3 separate regions of the Homo sapiens genome follow, and regions 2 and 3 are each linked to region 1. Evidence: chromatin contacts called from ENCODE Hi-C data. All regions are on one chromosome and are shown on one strand. The core of a region is the stretch at or near the end of the contact, and the rest is flanking DNA. Distances in the headings are between cores, read along the strand shown. Region 1 holds the start of MGAT1 (alpha-1,3-mannosyl-glycoprotein 2-beta-N-acetylglucosaminyltransferase). Region 2 holds the start of B4GALT7 (beta-1,4-galactosyltransferase 7). Region 3 holds the start of TSPAN17 (tetraspanin 17).

Region 1 (4,149 bases), core at 1,212-3,711:
TTTCTATTGGTCAGAAATGTGGACAGTGCAGCACAGAGGAGATGACGTGTCTCTGCTCCACTATGCCTGAGGCCTTGCTGAAAGACTCAAAAGCTGAGGGCCAGATGCCCCTAGAGGCTCTCACATTCTCTCACATGTCTGTAGGATGATGTTGGCAGCAGCTGAGACCTTATCAGCAGGAGTGCTCACTAGAACCCCTCTATGTGGCCTGGAAATGTCCTGGAAGTGGTGGCTGCATTCCAAAGGTGAGTGTTCCAAGAAAGCGGGCAAGCCAGGTGAAAGTGTATCCTGTTCCTGATTCAGCCTTGGATCAGGTCTGTCTTACTCACTGGTCAAGGGAACCACAAGTCCCTATTGACATGCAAGGGGAGAGAATCATAAACCCCACCACTAGGTGGGAAGTGGACAATGTCAAACTATAACTACATGTGGAAGGGGATACTTACGGGTGAGGCCCTTGAGGGAAAATACAATCTGCTACACCTTCCTTTTTAAATAGAACAACTGCCCTTAATCCTGACCTGAGTTCCTAATGATGTCATTTATGAGACTGGCATGCAAGGCACAGACTCAAAACTGGCTTTGACTTTCTAGAGTTTTCACAACTCCTTTAGGGAGGTGACACAGCCAATCCACACCACCAGGTACAAAGACATCTGCACCATGGTGGGAGATGAGAAGTGAGTCTTTTCAGTACAAAACCCTTCAGCTAAAACCGAGGTGGCTCTGGGTAGGCGCCACCTGCCCCTATGGGGCTCACTCAGTTTCTGAAGCATTTGAAGGACTGCCTAGGAGCTGTGAGATCCTTTCTAACACTCTGATACCATGGTGTTCTCCAGCCTATTTCCTTTATCTGGCAAAAAATGTTTCTTAAATAGCAAGTGAACACCAGATAGTCAACTTCCAATCATGAGCAATAAGCGAGAAGTTATATTTAGCTGTAAAATTAAGTACAGAAGTGGAAGAAATGGTAACAGATTTTCCCTTCTATCTCTGCTTTGCTTAAAGTTAAAAAGCACTACGTAAAAATTCCAGAAAATATAGACATGTCACAGGTAATGGAACTCTAACTGAACTGCTTTCATGTTCGTTCTTAGACCTTGGCTGGACTCCTGTATCATGTACCAGGCCCATAATTTCAGGACGGAAAAAAAAGAAAGGTAGTCAGAGAAGATACACTAAATAATTCAAGAGTTGAGAGAATAAGACCTAGGAGGGAAGGGATGCAGGTTATTCATCCTGGAAAAGAAGAGCTAAATACAAGTGCCACAAAAGGCATGAGGCCTGGGATTCAGGCGATCCAGCCAGCAAGCCAGGCAACTTTGGACAAGTCACTTGACCCACTTGTACCTTAGTTCTCTCATCTATAAGGTGACAGGGTTGATTTGGTTCATCACAAGGTCCCACTGCCTGGATACTGACGACAGTGACAATTTCCCTACTGCCCCGAACAGTAATGAGTTTCCCTTGTTAACACAGGCCACTGAGGTCAGGCATACCGCAGTGCTTCTAACAGTGAGAATGAGACACAGAAGCAGGGAAATGGGTGAGCTCAATGGTCCCCAGAATTGGGAAGGACCAGGACGCAGTGATTGCTGATGGAAGGCAGATCCTGGATGATGTGAGCACGTAAGAGCAAAGGCTACACGGCCTGAAAAAATACCGTAAATGACTGAAAATAAAGCTGGGCAACATCTCAGCCAGTGATGTTCTAAAACAAAACGGCAGACCCACTACAGCAGCAAGGGTTAACCAAAGTGAAGCTTCAGCCTTCAGGGAGCCGGCCAGCCACAGTCCCTCTACTTCAGAGTTTATCAGACGCGGGCACTGCACGTCCCGGGGCTCTCTACTCCACACACGTTAGCAAACAGGAAGAAAAGTTTTCTTGCCAACTTATTATATATATATTTCAACACTGAATCAACATTTCCTTTCTGCTGAGGAGAATCAGCCTCTATTAACTTGGGGAAAGGATGCTGGAGTGAGGTTAGGGGGGAAAGGCCACTCCCCAATCCCACCCCCTCCCTGCCCCGCACGCACGGACGCCCGGGGCCGAGTTTCACAACATCCTCCCCAGTCCGCGGAGCCCGCCCTTCCTCTAACAGCTGGAGGCCCGGGATTCCGAAAGCAGAAGGCGGAGTTCCAACCTCTCGGCTCGGGAAGGGACTAACGCGCAGCTGGCACCGGGTCGGACCGGGCCGCTCCCCAGCCAAGCCCCCTCTCGCTAGCACTCATGGGCACCGGGGCTTTGGGGCGACCCGACGTCCCTTGGGCTCCCTCTCGGCGCCCGCGAGGCCTCCCCCGGTCTGACCTCCGTCCCCGGACACCTACTCACCAGGTCCTCCCGACGTCCTGGCCCCGAACTTGGCCTGCTCCGGGGCGCAGGGAGCGAGCCCGGTGCCCAGGCGCGTCCCAAGCGCTGCCGCGGCCGCCTCGCCTTTCGACTCGCCAGCCCTTTCTGCGGCGCGCCGGGGCCGGACGGCCGGGCGGGCAACGTGGCCCTTCCCCGGCAGGCGGGGCGGGGCGGGGCGGACTGAGGGGCGTGACCGACAGCCCCGCCGCGCCCCGCCCCCCGGCCGGCGTCCGCCAGGCCCCCTCCTCCTGGCCCGCCTCCTTTCCCCGCCGCTTCTCAGTCAACCCAGGACCCAAGTTTTCCCAGGACCCCAACTTCGGGAGTCGGCTTTCCGGCTCCCTGGCGCAACCCTGAGGGTGGACGCCCGACCCCACCCCTGCCCTCGGCCCTCCAGCGCAGCTGCCCAGCCTGGAGCCGCGCCTGAAGTGGGCCCGCAGTCCAGGAAAGGCGTTCACCAAACCCTAGGCCAAGGGCTGGGAGCCAGTCCCCCCACCCCAACCCAGGGGAGGCTGAGGAGCCCGGGTGGGAGCCCCAGGGTCGCGTGGGGCAGGGACAGAACAGGAACCAGGGTGCCCGACGGGGGGCCGGGGGGAAACACCTGTGCCAAAGCAAGCCGGGGCCAGCTGTGGCTTCTTCCCTTTTGTTTTTCCTTGGTGGGTGGGGAATGAGAGCTTCAGTTCTGAGTAAAGAAAGCGAAGAGAGACCTACCAGCAGGGGAGGCCCACCAGCCCTAGGCGGGAAGGACTCGGTCACAAGCTTTGGCGGAAGCACCATGGAAAAGCCTAGAACGGGTCTGCGCCCGGCTGGTGTTTTAAAGGGGAGGAAGGTGCGGACCTGAAGAGGAGGTGGAGGTGGACCCAGGCCCACCGAGGGGAGGGAGGGACAGCTCTTCCATAGCAAATACCTGTCGCTGAGCCAGGAGTAAAGTCTGGCCGGGAGGAGGACAGACGCAGAAGACCAGGGGCTCCAGCGCACAGAGCCAGTTTCGCCAGCGATCAGGTCTGAGGCCTGGATTCCACGAGGCCGGTGCAAGCCAGGAGCCAGCCCCACTCCCTCGCCCAGCTCCCTCCGGCCTGGCCCTCTGCAGAAGCCTGATGCCCACCCAGCTGTCTCACCATGGGACCCCAGGCGGTGAGGGTGGGTAGCCGAGGACTACAGGCTGCTGGGTAGCTGACTTCCCCAAGAAGGGCTGCTGCCATGTGATCAGGACCCACGCCCCTGACATCAACCCCTCCCCCGTGTTCCAGAGCACGGAGCAGCCCGGAACTCTGCGGCCTGTGGTTACTGACTGACTGCTCACTAACTTGTTTCTACATGAAACCACGAATCGTGCAGGGTTCTAGAGAAACAAAGGGCCGCGCGCACCCGCAGGCCCCTGCGTGGAGGCGAGGACCTAAATCAAAACTGCTAAGGGGTCACCAGGCATGGTGAGGGGCCTCACGGGCCAAACCCTCCCTCGGCCTGTCCTTCAAGCCTCAGCAGCTCTGCGGAGTGAGCGTTATCATCCCCATTCTACAGATAACTAGTTTGAGGCTCAGGGTAAGTGCAAACGTGCTGCAAGCCACCAGACCTGGTGGGGAGCATAGCCAGGTTTTAGACCGGGCACTCCTGTGCGCCCCCCAACACCCCCGCACACATCCTCCAGCGCCAGTGCTTTGAGAGGGCTCTGTCTCCTCTCAGGCGCTGCCGTGAAGCCTCCGCTTAAGTGGCCAGAGCCCAGACCTGGAGGTGGAGTGGGAGAAGGGCAGGCCCACCGAGGCCGCCGTGTGCAGTGTGCGATGTGCGGGAAGCCCGTG
Region 2 (4,052 bases), core at 431-2,930, 3.2 Mb before region 1:
AAAATTAGATAATTTGGGTTTTCATTTGAGATCTGATTTCTTGAGAGTGTGAATCTGACAATCTGAAGTAGAGCTTCATCCTGATATAGTAACAGCTAACCGGATGGAGTGGTCCCCTTTAGATGGGCTGTGCATTGACCACGGTTCTGGGGTAGGATGCAGTGCCCTGGGGGAGTCAACAGGAAGGGGAATGGGTGGATTATATACTTCCAGGTTTACGGGGTAAAGGGGTTACTGGGAATGATTCATTTCCCACCCACGGTGAAGTTCTCTCTGGAGCAGAGTGATTAAGATCATAGATTGTGGGGAAGAACAAAACAAAAACCCCAAACCCATAGATTTGCAACCAAACTACCTGATTTGCCTCTCTGTGCCTCAGTTCTCTCAATTTTAACTTGGGGATAAGCACCTACCGATAAGGACTACGTGAGATAACCCTCATGTAGTAAGAACTATTAACAATGACTGGCACATAATAAGAACTTAATAGATGTTTGCTATCTATTAGGAAACTTAAAAGTTTGCCTGGAAGAGCAGAGGAGGTCAAGTCTAACAATTGCCGCTTTCTTTCCCCAGGTAGGAGGCTAGTAGGAGGGGTGGGGGGGCTGGGGGTGAGGGGGATGGTTAAGTTCCCACGGTGACGGGGCAGATATGGGAACTCAGTCTCCTATTCCCTTCTTCAGTTCTCAGCTCCACCAAAGTACCCTTTTCCTGGATGACAGCTGTCATTTATATGGCGTTGAACTGTGTGCCTAGCGCTGCACAAGTGTTTGCACTTTCTCCTTGAATCCCCACAGCTACCATATAGAATAGGAGCCATTGATATACCCAGGTGAGGAAACAGATGCAGAGATGTGGCTTGGTCAAAACACAGCTGAATTGGCAGAGTCTAGTTTCTTTTTCTTTTTCTTTTCTTTTTTTTTTGACGGAGTCTCGCCCTGTCACCCAGGCTGGAGTGCAGTGGTGCGATCTCGACTCACTGCAAGCTCCGCCTCCTGGGTTCACACCATGCTCCTGCCTCAGCCTCCCGAGTAGCTGGGACTAACAGGCGCCCGCCACCACGCCCGGCTAATTTTTTGTATTTTTAGTAGAGACGGGGTTTCACCGTGTTAGCCAGGATGGTCTCGCTCTCCTGACCTCGTGATCCGCCCGCCTCGGCCTCCCAAAGTGCTGGGATTACAGGCGTGAGCCACCGCGCCCGGCAAGCAGAGTCGGGTTTCAAATTCAGTCAACTTGTCTTCAGGGCTCGGCTCCTAACGCCTGCGCGGGCTGTCAGCTGAACTCAGCGCCGAGCCGTGAGCTTGGCTTTGCCCCTCCAAGCTTGCGCGGAGAACGCGCCGCCTGGGCCGAGACGGGGACCCCGGGACGCTCCCGCCTCCCCTCGGAAAGAGGACGGAGATGCAGATTCTCCCCGAGCGTTGGTTTGGGAGTCTGGACTCTTAGGTCCAGTCCCAGCCCAGTGATTTGTTGGGAGGCCCTGGGCCTCTGGGCTTCAGTTTCTCGGGCTTCCAGGCGGGTCCCGGGGCGGCTAGGAAGGAGCCGCCCAGAGAGGGAGGCGCGCCCGCGCTGCTCGCAAGCAGAACCTTGGAGGCGGCGGCTCCGGGAGCTGGCGGCGCGGCCGGAGCGGCGGACCCGGCGGACCGGGGGGCGGGGCGGACAGGCCTGGGCGGAGCGGGAGGCGGAGGCGCCGCGTAGGCCCGGGAGGCCGGGCCGGCCGGGCTGCGAGCGCCTGCCCCATGCGCCGCCGCCTCTCCGCACGATGTTCCCCTCGCGGAGGAAAGCGGCGCAGCTGCCCTGGGAGGACGGCAGGTGAGCGGCGGCGGTGGGCCCGGGCCCCGTCCTCCCGGGCGCCGCTCCCTTCTCGGCCGCCGGCGGAATCTGGGAACCCGAGGCCATCACGTCTCCATGTCTGCGGGTTTCTGTGAGGGCGTGTGGTTCTCCCTGTGGGTCCCTGGCGCTCTGTTCCGGTTTCTGTCTGTCCCTGTGGGTCTCTGCCTCCCCCGCCCCCTCTCCCTTTCCGCGGCACTCGTCCTTCCCCCAGCACCTTCCCCCCGGCCCGTGGGTCCGTATTTCTCCATTGACTTCCCTTTGTGAGTTTCTGATCCCCTCTTTGCTAGTCTCTCTCGTTATGTGTTTCGTTGTGTCTGTGTTTCTCCACCAGCCTCCCTCTATCTGCATGCGGGTCTCTGACTCCGCTGACCTCTCACCATGGATTTGTGTTTCTCAATTTGTCTCTGATCCCTGAGGACGTGTATTCCGTTTCTCTGGTCTCTGCCTTCCTCATCACATCCATATAGCCTCAGACCCTACCCTTCCTCCTTAACACTTCCCCCCATCCTTCGCAGGCCACCAGCAGAACCCACCAGACAGAAGCTCCGTGCTCTGCCTGGCTGGTCACTGCCTGGCACGTACTAGACACTCCTTATACACGCATTAGTCCATTTCCTGTGCAGCTGTATTGGCCCTACGTGAAAGATGCGAGCTTGGCCCACACCTTAGCTAATTTTGTTTCTCACTAAAGCAGAATGGGGAAAGCGATTTGACTGCCTCCATTCGTGGGGCACTTGAGATGTGTCCCTGTAAGTCTTCTCACAGAACACATGACTGGATCTCCTCCTCGTGAATGACACCTCATTTCCTTCATGTTTCTTAAGTCCGTCAGGTGCCATAAGATTCTGGAATTTAGTGGCCACAACTTGTACTTTTGGGGATTTTTCAGACTTGGTGTTGAAAGGGGAAAACAGGAATATAATAGAAAGCGTGGACTAGCGTTCGACCTGGGCAGGAGTCCTCCGTAATTATGTGAGCAGAGACCCCTGCATCTGTCCGACCGCAGCCTTTCCGTCACTGAGCCAGTTATGACAGTATTGGCTCTGCAGGGCTGTGTGAGGATTAAAGGACCGCACACATGTAAAGAGCATGGCACTGCCTAGCACAACAGGAGGTGCCAGTTGTCTTCCCGTTACCTTTGCAGTTTTGAGGTCCTGTAACCAGAGCAGCTGAGGATTCAAACCTCGTAGTACGAAGGTCTGTATGAGACAAGAAAGGAAAGGTAACAGAGGAGCATTTCTATTTCCTGATCCTTTTCCATAGCTGTTTCCAGAGAAATTTACTGATGTCAATTCTGTGCTTTTGACACAGGGTTGGTGCAAAGATCCACGCAACTGATGCAGGCTAGTGTAGCTATCTAGTGTAGGCTCTGGAGCCAGCCTGCCTGGGTTTGAATCCGCCTTTTACTAGTCTTGGGCAGTGATTGATGAGGGAGACAAAGCCTCTTCTGGACTGCCCCTCAGAGCCAGGGTGGCCTGGGCCTGGGAGCCACTGGGACTGCAAATCTGGTTTGCCACCTGGTGGCACCAGGAACAATTGTTCTCGGTGTCCACTGTCCTGAGGAATTGGGACTCTGGGTTCAATCCAGTTGCTCTGCGGTTTGTGCTCTTAGAGCACAGGATGATGCCCATGGGGATGTGGTCCTCATAGGAGAGGGGAGCAGGGCCGAGGGAATTAGCGTGTGGACGTGCTCGGAGTACCCAGTCCACGCCGTTCCCCTGGATAATAGTCACTGCTTCTTTTCATGAAGGTGGGATATCACCCCATATCCATCTCTCCAGTCTCTACCCTGTCCCCAGAAAAAGCCCAGAGGGCAAGGGAGAATCTGTAGAGGTTCCAGCCTTCCCAGACCACTCTCAGGACTGGGCTGTGCTCCTCCCCAGCTGAATCCACCACCACAGGATAATGGGGGGTAAGTCAGAAGCCCTGGGGGGTTTCCTACCAGGCCACCTCTCAGCTGCGTGTGGAACCTGGGCCTGGCTGCAAGGCTACTGGCTTCCAGGTTGGCGGTCTCTCTAGAAAAAGGGAGGAGTTGGTCTGGCTTTAGCATGTGACTTAAGGCATGCCCTGACTGCCTTACCCCTTTCTGTAACTCACTTGGCAAGCTCTCTGCTGTCTGGCCTGTGCTTGCTGTGCTGGGGCCACAGATAAGAATCTGACACGGCCTGAGAAGCAAGGACACAAGGCATTACAAAAAAGTGGGAAGATGCCGTGGGAATACA
Region 3 (3,576 bases), core at 567-3,066, 4.2 Mb before region 1:
AGATTTCTAACTTTCTCTTACGGCAGTGCAGCTCTCCTTTTGCATTAAGGGGGTCATATTTTGGGTTTCCACATGGGTAAGACACAACAGGTGTGGCTGTGGCCAGAATGAGGGTAGGAGTCTGGTGGCCTAAGTTATCTCTAGGACCCTCTGATGACTACCTGTGTCTCTTTTCCTCTGTGTCCCCCGCACCTGCAGGCGTGTATACAAAGAGCGCCTGGGCCTCTCCCCAAAGACCATCATTGGGTACCAGGCCCATGCAGACACAGCCACCAAGAGCAACTCCCTAGCCAAGAACAAGTTTGTGGTGTGAGGGGGGCCTTGGCACCCCTCCTATGTAATGGGACAGCCGCCACTGAGCCTCATTACTTTGGGGGATGGGGCGGGACTGGGGATCAGACAGCCTAGTTCTTACCTGTCCTCAAGTGAACAGGAATGCAAACACTCTTTAACATGAGTTGGGGCCTGAGCCTTAGGGGCTAGATGGGGGTAGTGGTGGCAGTCTGAGGACCTAGCTTGTCCTGGGGCCACAGGACAGCAGCAGGGTGGAAAAAACTCCTGAGGGTGGGGTGAGTCATGGCGGGGAAGGAGGGCTCTATGGTAGGCGGAGAAACCCATAGTCCAGCGTTTACTGTTTCCACCCAGGAAGGAGGTGAGGTGGCCTGAGAGACAGACTCTTCCATGGGTGGTGGGCTCAAGGGCACAGACATTCTGGAGGGTGAACGCCATCATTTGTACAGAGGGATACGTGGGTTGCTGAGGACTGAGAGAGCCTTGCAAGGCCGCTCCCCTTCTCCCCAGCTGTGACCAGGGCTGTCTGGGCCTTGCCTGCCTCAGGGCCAGACTGAAGTGGAGGTGGAGGGATGCTGGGCTAGGCCTCACCAAGGTTCTGGTAGAAGTGGTGGAAGTGGATAAACTTGATAATAAAAGCTTAAGCATCTTTCTGTTCCTGTTTTAAATAAATACTTCTGAACAAAGTTGGAATTATTTTTAAGAGGGCTTCAAACTGGAGTAAGATTCAGGTTCCCCCAAACTTTGATCTGCCTCTGTCCTGTCTTACAGGGGCTCATGTGAGATCACTGGGTACCAAGGAGCCTGACCGGGACCCTGGCCAGTATGGAGGACAGGGGGTGTGGCTGGGGAAACTCAGCCACCAAGGGGGCTTGAGCCAGGTTCCGGGGGGCATATGCCCCTGGCAGGGCGCAGCCGGCGTGGCACCAAGGCCCAGGCCCTCGTTTGGCCTGAGTTTGAGTCAGGATAAGTAGAGCTGGATTTCCGCTGGGTGAAGGTGAGCCTGATGCGACTCCACAATGACAAAACGTCCTGCACGTGTTAAAAACTCAATCCGGACCAGCTTCCCCATTCGCCTGCCAGAGCAGCAGTTAACCTTCCCCTGGGATGGGCTCCAACAGCAGGCTGGGGATTGGGATGGCGCTGGTACCCAGCAGGGGAAGCAAGGCTTCTACACCCCGGCGGCCTCCGGCGCCATCAGCCGGCGTCCCGGGCGGGTCTGCAGGACGCTGGGAAACGCGGCGGCGGCCTGCGCGGGGGCGGGGCCTGGCCGAAGGCGGGGCTGCGAGGAGGTCCGAATCAGGCTGTGGGGGCGGAGCTCGGGAAGCGGAGCCAGGTCCAGAGGCGGGGCTCAGGCGGGACTGAGTTGATCTATGGGGGCGGAGCCAGGTCAGGAGGCGGGACTCCAAAGGGACTGAGGGCTGTGGGGGCGGGGCCCGGTCCAGAGGCGGGGACAGCAGGGCTCCGGGCAAGGAGGTCTGGATGCTGAGGGCGGTCCCTGAGGGGCGGGCGGGGCCCGACCGGCGCTCTGTGTGGCCGAGGCCATGAAGCCGCAGCCGCCCGGCTAGGCCCCGGGCGGCTCTAGCCCAGGGCGGCCCGCGGGGCGCTGGGCCTGGCTCCCGGCTCCGGTTTCCGGGCCGGCGGGTGGCCGCTCACCATGCCCGGCAAGCACCAGCATTTCCAGGAACCTGAGGTCGGCTGCTGCGGGAAATACTTCCTGTTTGGCTTCAACATTGTCTTCTGGGTGAGCGCGGGGTCTGCGCCTTGCCCTGTGCTGGGGGGTGGTGGGAGAGGGAGATTCAGTCTTTTGCTGGGGGAGACCACTCCCTGCCCCAAGAGTTTGGAGCTCGGGACCATCCCCCCACTTCTGCCACACCCACGCCCACTTCCAGGACCACCCGAGGTAGCTACAGAGGCCCGGATTGCTGGGGGCGGGTCCTAGCGACAGCGTGGGGTCGGGGTTGGGGTAGGGAGTCTCCCTAAATAATCCCGAGGCCTGGTGGAGAAAGGGAAGGTGTTTCCTTGAAGACCCCAGGGGCGTGCTAGGTGCAGGTTGCCCCCTCTCGCCCAGCCCTCCTTCCTACCCTGGGATGTGGGATGCGTGCCAAGCCCCACCCCTGGTTTAGCCGGTAAGGAGATTCTGGCGTGAAGGGAGCCGCCAGGCCCCTTCCCCGGCCTCCTTTCCCTTCCAGTAGTACCTGGGTCAGGTGCCTCACCTTAGGCTCCTGCAGAGTGGGGTGGGTCACAGTCCTCTGCCCACCCCAGTCCCGCACAAGGAGGCTGACCTGCCAGGAGGGGCAGGGAGGGACAATGGCGAGTCCTTGGCGGCTGGGAGAGGATCTCCCCGGTTGAGAGCCTGGGAGCTGGCCTTGGGGAACAGAATTCAACATTCCACAGCTGACAAGCTGAGGCTCCTGGGCGGGTCTGCCCCTACCGGGGAAGGGAGCTACTAGTGCCCCTCCCAGGGTGGCATCTGTCCCCCTGGGCCCTGCCAGGTCATTTTTCCCATCTCTCCAAAGCCGTGGCCCTCTGCAGTCTCTGCTCCTGAGGCCTTGGGTCAAGATGCCAGGCCTTTTCCCTTGTGTTCAGCAAGACTCAGTGGCACTGCCCCCCACCCACGTGTCACCGAGCTCACTGGTGTGGTGGGTGTCCTTGCACTGCAGCGCTAGGCTCTTGAGGGTGTGGGCAGTGTGTGGGAGCACTGGCAAAGAAGTCAGAAGGCCTGGCTGTAGCAGGCCTGGCTGGGACACCTTGGGCAAGTCATCTCTCCTCTCCGGGCCTCAGCTTGCCTGCCTGGGAGACGACGATAAAGAATCTGCCTGTGAGGGCTGTTAGGCAGATACAATGAGTTCAATTTGTTGTATTCTCACAACTGCCTTATTATCTGCATTTTACAGATGGGGAAACTGAAGGAATAGACACAGAGAAATTAAGTCACTTACCTAGGGTCACACAGCCAGAAAGTACAGAGCCAAGGTGACGGCTTAGTGGGCAGAGGGTGGAGGTGAGGCAGAGCTGTGAGCAGAAGTAACCTCAAATACCGAGGGGGAGCAGGCGTGAGAGACCCGGGTTTGTTGCTGGGGCGGAGCGTGGGGTGTTATGTTAAGGTGGCATGGAGAAGCGAGGGCTTCCAGTGATGGGTCTGATCTGGCTTCTGTTCTGGAGACCGCTTGCCTGGCTGCTGTGTGGAGGGTGGATGAGGGGCAGGGCCTGGAGGTTTGGAATGGGGGCAGGGCTGGGGCAAAGCTGGGATGGTGAGGTGGGAAAGGTGAGGGAGGTTGCTGG

The links. Hi-C counts contacts between places; a loop is a spot of excess contacts on that map. Pooled maps may share reads with other maps.
Region 2: a loop to region 1 is called in a map with no recorded cell type, with 5 times the contacts of the local background. The contact joins the promoter of B4GALT7 here to the promoter of MGAT1 in region 1. A Hi-C loop is called at or near these places in 2 of 37 single-sample maps with no recorded cell type and 7 of 50 pooled maps.
Region 3: a map of ascending aorta shows a loop between it and region 1 (12-fold over the local background). The contact joins the promoter of TSPAN17 here to the promoter of MGAT1 in region 1. A Hi-C loop is called at or near these places in 2 of 168 maps with a recorded cell type or tissue (CD8-positive, alpha-beta T cell and ascending aorta) and 11 of 50 pooled maps.

Annotation. Positions count from the first base shown.
Region 1 is chr5:180,800,345-180,804,493 of GRCh38, forward strand. MGAT1 (alpha-1,3-mannosyl-glycoprotein 2-beta-N-acetylglucosaminyltransferase) reads right to left here and starts at 2,462. Exons shown (of 2, transcript NM_002406.4): 1 at 2,336-2,462. RefSeq lists enhancers at 1,774-2,481, 2,482-3,188, 3,332-3,441, 3,896-4,149 and silencers at 2,292-2,651, 2,822-2,901, 2,912-2,961.
Region 2 is chr5:177,598,452-177,602,503 of GRCh38, forward strand. B4GALT7 (beta-1,4-galactosyltransferase 7) reads left to right here and starts at 1,681. Exons shown (of 6, transcript NM_007255.3): 1 at 1,681-1,809. The coding sequence starts at 1,760. RefSeq lists enhancers at 834-933, 1,134-1,313 and a silencer at 1,494-2,033.
Region 3 is chr5:176,645,668-176,649,243 of GRCh38, forward strand. It overlaps TSPAN17 (tetraspanin 17), which reads left to right and starts at 1,817. Exons shown (of 9, transcript NM_130465.5): 1 at 1,817-2,035. The coding sequence starts at 1,949. It overlaps EIF4E1B (eukaryotic translation initiation factor 4E family member 1B), which reads left to right. Exons shown (of 9, transcript NM_001099408.2): 9 at 199-977. The coding sequence ends at 313. RefSeq lists enhancers at 1-150, 421-715, 3,077-3,576 and a silencer at 1,389-2,048.